2 separate regions of the Homo sapiens genome follow, and region 2 is linked to region 1. Evidence: read pairs that join two places in POLR2A ChIA-PET (ENCODE). Cell type or tissue: HepG2. All regions are shown on one strand. Region 1 has its middle 7.0 kb from the start of LINC01341. Region 2 overlaps AHCTF1 (AT-hook containing transcription factor 1).

Region 1 (4,000 bases):
TTTTCCCAGCATGCTCCCTTCATTGACTGGGTTTGCGGTACGCATGACCACATCCCACTTTCTCCACACCTAGCTTTGCTGACATCAAGAATATCGTATTAATTCCTGGACCTGTTACTTCCCCATTGCTTGAGCCTAGGAAACGATTTAGAGGAGATGATGAAGGGGTTAGAAAACAGATCCTCTCAGGGGAGAAGGTTTGGGGCTTATGGTGTCAGAATGGTCCTCAAAGATGCCCATGTGCTAATCCCCAGAACCTGTGAATATATTACTTTGCATGGCAAACGGAAATTAAGGTTTGTCATCAACTGACCTTAAAATACGGAGATTAGCCTGGAGTATCCAGGTGGCCCCAATGAAATCACAAGGGTCTTCAATATGGCCGAGAGAAGCAGAAGAGAGGGTCAGAGATAGGATAATGCCTGCGGGGTCAGAGAGAGGTTATGTGGCGGCTTTGAAGATGGAGGGAGGTGGCCTCTAAAAGCTGGAAGGGGCCGGGAAACAGATTCTCTTCCTCAGGCCCAGAAAGCAGTACCGCTCTGTCGACACCCTGCTTTTAGCCCAATGAGACCCAATTTGGACTTCTCACGTGTAGAACGATAAGGTAGTAAGTTTGGGTCATTTAATGAGCCTGGTCATTCATGAACAGCAGCCATGGAAGATGATGCGGGGGTAGTTAGTCTGGAGAAGAGCTGAGAAGTGGCTCCCCCGCCATGACTGGAGTGCACACGGGCACACATCCACAAGCACAGGAGACACTCCCCACAGCCTTCCCAGCCCAGCATGGCAGGCATTCTGAGCTCCATTCTGTAGAGACCCAAGCAGGCGTCCTTCCTTGTTCAGGGGTCCACACCCAGTGCACAGCAGATCCAGGACAACAGCCTGCCGCTGTCTTCCTCCTCACTGGGTGAGGACAGGGCCTCTGTCAGCACTGGCTCTGGAGAGGAAACAAACCTGAAGCCACAGGAGGAGGGATTCCAGAGGGATTCCAGGTAGGTCGTTTTTAGACCATAAATATCAGGTAAAACTAGCAACTCCTTTTCTGAGCAACTGGAAAAGCAAAAGCAAAAATCAGCAGACAAGTCGTTCCATGTATGATGTCTCTTCATAAAAAGGACATTCTCAGGACTCTGAAAACAGATTCCATCTTTGTTGGCCTCAAAGTGAAGAACCGTAGTGCTCTCCTAGAGGCGGCACCACCATTAAATAAGAATGTGGGGGGGCGGGCGCGGTGGCTCACGGCTGTAATCCCAGCACTGTGGGAGGCCGAGGCGGGCGGATCACGAGGTCAGGAGATCGAGACCAGCCTGGCTAACAGTGAAACCCCGTCTCTACCAAAAATACAAAAAATTAGCCGGGAGTGCTGGCGGGCACCTGTAGTCCCAGCTACTTGGGAGGCTGAGGCAGGAGAACGCTTTAACCCAGGAGATGGAGCTTGCAGGGAGCCAAGATCGCGCCACTGCACTCCAGCCTGGGTGACAGAGCAAGACTCCATCTCAAAAAAAAAAAAAATATGGGGGCAGCAGGGAACAACAGGAGTTCTAGTCATTGTGGTTTTTCTGTTTGTGTTTTTCTTTTCTTTTTAAGACATGTGATCTTGCTGTGTCACCCAGGCTGGAATGCAGTGGCTCAATCTTAGCTCACTGCAGCCTTGAACTCCTGGGCTCAGGCGGGCCTCCTGCTTCAGCCTCTGAGTAGCTGGACTGCAGGCGTGCGCCTGCACCGGCTTATTCTGTTTTTTTCTTAAAGACTTTAGGGAACTAAGATCATGGGAATCTAAATAATAAATGAATTCACTGCCTCATTACCTCTGGATATCAGACCACAGGCCTGGTGTCAGTTAAAATTGCATGTCATCCTTGGCCTGAGGAGGAAACAGGTCGGCGAGGCTCCAGGATAGGCTGCGAGCCCATGCTGACTCCCGCCTGCTCCCGGGTGGGCTCTGCAGGCCTGGCTCAGAGTTCCCTGGCAGGATGTGCTGCTCACCAGAGCCAACAGCTGTTGGGTGAATACTGCTGAAAGGTAACCGCAAGCTGGCAGCATTTCCAGGTCAAAAAACCCTCCCCAACCCTCACACAGCCCTGGTTTGCTCGTGAGCTTGTCTATGATATGTGACTCCCAACAGCTGCACAACACTGCGTCCTCCCTGAGAGCTGCAGCAGCAGTCACCGTCCACACGGTCAGCAGGGAGGATAGGTAAACACATACAAGATCAACCGCAAAGTAGCATTCGTGTTTCTAGCTGGGACCCACAGCTGTCTCTGCTGCTCTTCTAGTCTTCGGAAGTGCCTGTCTCACATGCACTGCCAACATCTACACACCCTGTCACAAGAGACCCCCAGACCACAGCCTTCCAGACGTCTCCATCTACACACCCTGTCACAAGAGACCCCCAGACCACAGCCTTCCAGAAGCCTCCATCTACACACCGTGTCACAAGAGAGACCCCCAGGCCACAGCCTTCCAGAAGCCTCCATCTACACACCGTGTCACAAGAGACCCCCAGACCACAGCCTTCCAGAAGCCTCCATCTACACACCGTGTCACAAGAGACCCCCAGACCACAGCCTTCCAGAAGCCTCCATCTACACACCGTGTCACAAGAGACCCCCAGACCACAGCCTTCCAGAAGCCTCCATCTACACACCGTGTCACAAGAGACCCCCAGACCACAGCCTTCCAGAAGCCTCCATCTACACACCGTGTCACAAGAGACCCCCAGACCACAGCCTTCCAGAAGCCTCCATCTACACACCGTGTCACAAGAGACCCCCAGACCACAGCCTTCCAGAAGCCTCCATCTACACACCGTGTCACAAGAGACCCTCACACTACAGCCTTCCAGAAGCCTCCATCTACATACCATGTCACAGGAGACCCTCAGACCGCAGCCTTCCAGAAGCCTCCATCTACACACCATGTCACAAGAGACCCTCAGACTACAGCCTTCCAGAAGCCTCCATCTACATACCATGTCACAGGAGACTCTCAGGCTGCAGCCTCCCAGAAGCCTCCTGAGGAAAGCAGGGCTTCATCTGAAGACAGGTCACTGGCACTAAGCTTACTTGTTTTTTTGAGACAGGGTCTCTGTCTGTCGCCCAGGCTGGAGAATAGTGGTGTGATCACGGCTCACTGTAGCCTCGACCTCCTCAGGCTCAGGTGATTCTCCTACCTCAGCCTCCCCAGTAGCAGGGACTACAGGTGCTCACCACCATACTCAGCTAATTTTGTATTTTTTGTAGAGACGGGGTTTCACCATGTTGCCCAAGCTGGTCTCAAACTCCTGAGCTCAAGCCATCCACCCACCTCGGCCTCCCCAAATCCTGGGATTACAGATGCGAACTACCGTGCTGGGCCTAATCTTACTGTTTTAATGTAAAAATGGACAGTCTTGAGGAAGACAGATTGGTAAGATTCATATCTTCATGAGAAAAAAAATAGAAAAAAAAAAAAACAAACTGTACGACCCCCTTAAAAGAGAACCTGGTATGTTTAAGCAGAAGCAGTCCTATCAGACAGCTACCTGTCCCAGTGACAGGATGCTGGGCTGAAGGAAAATGAGGGCATGAATCCAGGCCCTCAGCCCTCCCATACAATTCTCCCAATGATAAGTGTGAGAACACCGTCTCCTGTTCTGTTTCTGGTAATGACAGGCAGGTGCTCATGAGTGTCTTCGTGTGCACTCAATAACCCTTCTGTTAGCAACAGTTTAAAAGGCTATTTTTCGAACTACCTTGGACTATAATACAAAATAGAATAGCATGGAAAATGGTTTTTTAGAATTACAAATTTTCTTAAAACAAGGTCTGACAAGACAGGAAACTGCCAAGCCAAATTCTAGGGGAAAGCCTGGCCCGAAAGAGGCACGTGGAATATCGGGGCACCAGAGCCACTTTGCCCCAGTGGCCTTTGCTGGAAAAAAAAGAAAAATGCAAAGTACAAACACACTGAGGGGTCCCCTCCAAGGCCTCACGGAACATGGCAGAGAAGTCCATGCTGA
Region 2 (4,000 bases), 140 kb after region 1:
TCTAATGTTATTTCGTCTTCTCCAAGGGCTTGAAGAGTCACTTCTGGAAATGGCAGGAGACCACTAGTCACTTGAGCTCTTAAGTCTCGCATACTTCCACTGTAAATATTTTTAAAAGAAAACATTATTATGACACATTTGTAGACAATATACTTGATTATGTCCAGCCAGGAAAAACAGTAAAAGCCACCAACAAAATAAAGAAAAACTAAAATCTGGTTACAAAATACATATTGGCCAGATGCGGAGGCTCACGCCTTTAAGTCCCAGCTACTTGGGAGGCTGAGGCAGGCGGATGAACTGATCCCAGAAGTTCGAGGCTGCGCCTCCAGTGAGCTATGATTGTGCCACTTCACTCCAGCATGGGCGACAGAGCAAAATCCAGTCTTAAAAACAAATGACATGCATCTGGGACCAAGGTATTCTACTGTCTCCTAAGAAAGTATTTCCCAAACAGCTTTAGGAAAGTAAACATTCATTAAGCCAGACGTACTAAGGATATACATTATTCCCTAGATTCTTTAAACACTAGTTCAGTGCAATTCATCTCATTGTCTAACCTCCTTGCAAAGAACACCTCACCACCACCATCCTCCCTACAGAAAAAAGAAAAAGTGATTGGTGTCTTTTAGAAAAATCACTTCTTCAGTAAAGGGGGAGAAAGTCCAAGAAAAATGTATAAATTCACAGAAACCCCAGAAATCAAGTTTGGTACATATCTTTTGCAGGATAGAAATAATATAGGCATAAAGTTGTCTTTCATTTAGAAGATCAGATTCCCAGAATGACTACTCCCATTATAAACAACCAAAAATACTAGTTAAAATACAGAAAGATTTTAGCCATCTGAGTTGGTTAGCTATGAAATCCAGTCCTGGGAACCCTGATCTTATTCTGGGCACTCTAAGATCCAGGGGCAAAAGATTAAGCCTAGGACAAAGAGAACTAATAAGCTCATCCCTCAACCCCATTAAACTCCACTAGGCTACATCAGCCTAAAGGTGAGCAAGAACAATACCCATTGTACAGGATGGGTACAATAAAGCTGTCCACATTGACCATGGCTCTGAGTCTCTTACTCAGAAAGACAACATTTTCTTTCATACAAATGTGTGGCCAGAATTCAAGCTAGGTTATATGGAAATCCTCAAGAGGCCGGGCGTGGTGGCTCACGCCTGTAATCCCAGCACTTTGGGAGGCTGAGGCAGGCGGATCACAAGGTTAGGAGATCAACACCATCCTGGCTAATATGGTGAAAACCCGTCTCTACTAAAAATACAAAAAATTAGCCAGGCATGGTGGCACACACCTGTAGTCTCACCTACTCGGGAGGCTGAAGCAGGAGAATCACTTGAACCCAGGAGGTGGAGGTTGCAGTGAGCCTCACTGCACTCTAGCCTCGGTGACAGAGCAAGACTCCATCTCAAAAAAAAAAAAAATCCTCAAGAGAAGAATTTATTATCAAGTTATTTTCAGGTTCGTTGCTCCAAGCAATCCACGGAAACAACCACATATCCTCTGGAATCTCAAAGAATTCTTAAAGAATTCTCAAAGTTAAAGCAACAAAGAAAATAAACTCACAGAGCCAGGCAGGGTGGCTCATGCCTGTAACACCACTTTGGGAGGCCAAGGCAGGAGGATCATGAGCTCAAGAGATCGAGACCATCCTGGACAACATGGTGAAAACCTGTCTCTACTAAAAATACAAAAATAAATTAGCCGGGCGTGGAGGCATACGCTTGTAATTCCAGCTACTCAGGAGGCTGAGGCAGGAGAATTGCTTGAACCCAGGAGGCAGTTGCAGTGAGCCGAGATTGTGCAACTGCACTCCAGCCTGACGACACAGTGAGACTCTGTCCCCCGCAAAAAAAAAAAAAAAAAAAAAAAAAAGAAAAGAAGCTCACAGTCCAAATAACAAAACACACAAGGATATCCAATAGCCAGCAGAATCAGATGACTGAGGACTTCAGATATTGAAATTACCAGAGATTAGAAAGTAAATGTCTAATATATTTGTGTAAATCAGCGATTTAGCTTGATAAGAAACTGTAAATGTTAAAGGAAAAATCAAGTAGATTTGAAAAAATTTCTAAAAATGAAAAATTAAATAAAAACTAAAACTCAATGGGTATAAAAATTCAATGGAGCAATGAGAGTGAATCACAGCTACATGCAACAATATGAATGAATGTCAGAATATATTATTAAACCAGCCGGGCGTGGTGGCTCACGCCTGTAACCCCAGCACTTTGGGAGGCTGAGGCGGCGAATCATGAGGTCAGGAGATCGAGACCATCCTGGCTAACAAGGTGAAACCCTGTCTCTACTAAAAATACAAAAAATTAGCCGAGCGTGGTGGCGGGCGCCTGTAGTTCCAGCTACTCGGGAGGCTGAGGCAGGAGAATGGCATGAACCTGGGAGGCGGAGCTTGCAGTGAGCCGAGATCGCACCACTGCACTCCAGCCTGGGTGACAGAGCAAAACACTGTCTCAAAAAAAAAAAAAAAATTATTAAACAATAAAAGCATCCAGGCACGGTGCCTCACGCCTATAATCCCAGCACTGTGGGAGGCCAAGGCAGGTGGATCACCTGAGGTCTGGAGTTCAAGACTAGCCTGGCCAACATGGTGAATCCACATCTCTACTAATAATACCAAAAAAAAAATCAGCTGGCCATGGTGGCGCATGCCTGTAATCTCAGCTACTCAGGAGGCTGAGGCAGGAGAATCGCTTGAACCTGGGAGAAGGAGGTTGCAGTGAACCAAGACCACGGCATTGCACTCCAGCCTGGGCAACAAGAGTGAAACTCTGACACAATAAATAAATAATAATAATAAAAATAAAAGCAGCAGAAAATACACGCAAAATGACATTTATATAAGGTTAAAAAGACACGCAGAACTAAGCAAAATATTGCTTAAGGATGCAAACATGACAAAACTATGAAAAAAACAAAGAAAAAATAAACACAGAATGCACAGTGGATTTGAGAGAGAAAGCGGAAGAATATACGAGGGACTCTGAAGTAGTGGTAATGTTCTTTCTCTAGAACTTGGTGCTGAGTACACAGGTATTCACTGCACCGTGATCTTCTCTAGCTTATATTCTTTTGCACCCACTCACCAAATAAATTATTTTGTACCTACTTAATACTCAACAAAAACAAACTCAAAGGATAAGTAAAAAAGTAAACTAGAAAGCCCCCAAAATTTATTCAGAATGCAGCACAAAGGGATGAGTAGTTTTAAATTATAGATAAGGAAGATCTAAGATATGCCTAATCAGAATCCCCCCAAAAATATAGTACTAATAGGAAGAAGCAATATATTTCCCAGATTTACAGACACACCGATTCCCTGAGTCAGGAAGTCCAATGAATCCTAGGAACTACCAAAAAAGAGAAATGACTCAACAACAGTAGTAGAAACCGCAATTCTGGAATATCTTCAGAAGTCTAACCAAAAGTAACTGCCAACATAATTATATATTACTGAAAGGATCCTTAACAAATACGAAATATGTTTTTAGACAAAAAAGTTTGCTTAAAGGAAATGTTAAAGGATTCAAGAAGGCTTCAGGTAGAATAGAGATCAGATAGAAGGTCTGAGAGGCAGCAAGAATGATGATGTCAAAGTACTGGTATATACACAGAAAAAAATCTAAACACTGACTACACAACAATAATAATGGCTGTGTGGAGTTTAAATAAACCATACAGAGTCTTCTTACTGCCTGAGAGAATAAAGATACATTGGTATATTTTAGACTTTGTTACATATCCATGTTGAAAACATATACAGGGCTGGGCACAGTGGCTCACGCCTGTAATCCCAGCACTTTGGAAGGCCTAGGCAGGTGGATCACCTGAGGTCATGAATTCAAGATCAGCCCAACCAGTATGGTGAAACCCCATCTCTACTAAAAATACAAAAATCAGTCGGGCATGGCAGTATGTGCCCGTAGTCCCAGCTACTCAGGAGGCTGAGAAAGGAGAATTGCTT

The links. Peaks named below come from ENCODE experiments on the same cell type or tissue, not always from the same donor. Only the 100,000 strongest peaks of a DNase experiment are listed, where the experiment ranks them.
Region 2: POLR2A ChIA-PET joins it to region 1 with 5 read pairs; 3 of 35 experiments call an interaction of 5 or more read pairs at or near these places.

What each region holds. Positions count from the first base shown.
Region 1 is chr1:246,780,636-246,784,635 of GRCh38, forward strand. It overlaps the pseudogene KIF28P. Among named protein-coding and RNA genes, the nearest start is that of LINC01341, 7.0 kb to the right of the region's middle. RefSeq lists an enhancer at 2,109-2,228. In HepG2, no CTCF peak of the experiment used is centred here; a DNase peak (open chromatin) is centred at 1,616.
Region 2 is chr1:246,918,279-246,922,278 of GRCh38, forward strand. AHCTF1 (AT-hook containing transcription factor 1) reads right to left here. Exons shown (of 36, transcript NM_001323342.2): 2 at 1-99. The coding sequence starts at 92. Among named protein-coding and RNA genes, the nearest start is that of AHCTF1, 12 kb to the right of the region's middle. In HepG2, no CTCF peak of the experiment used is centred here; a DNase peak (open chromatin) is centred at 1,873.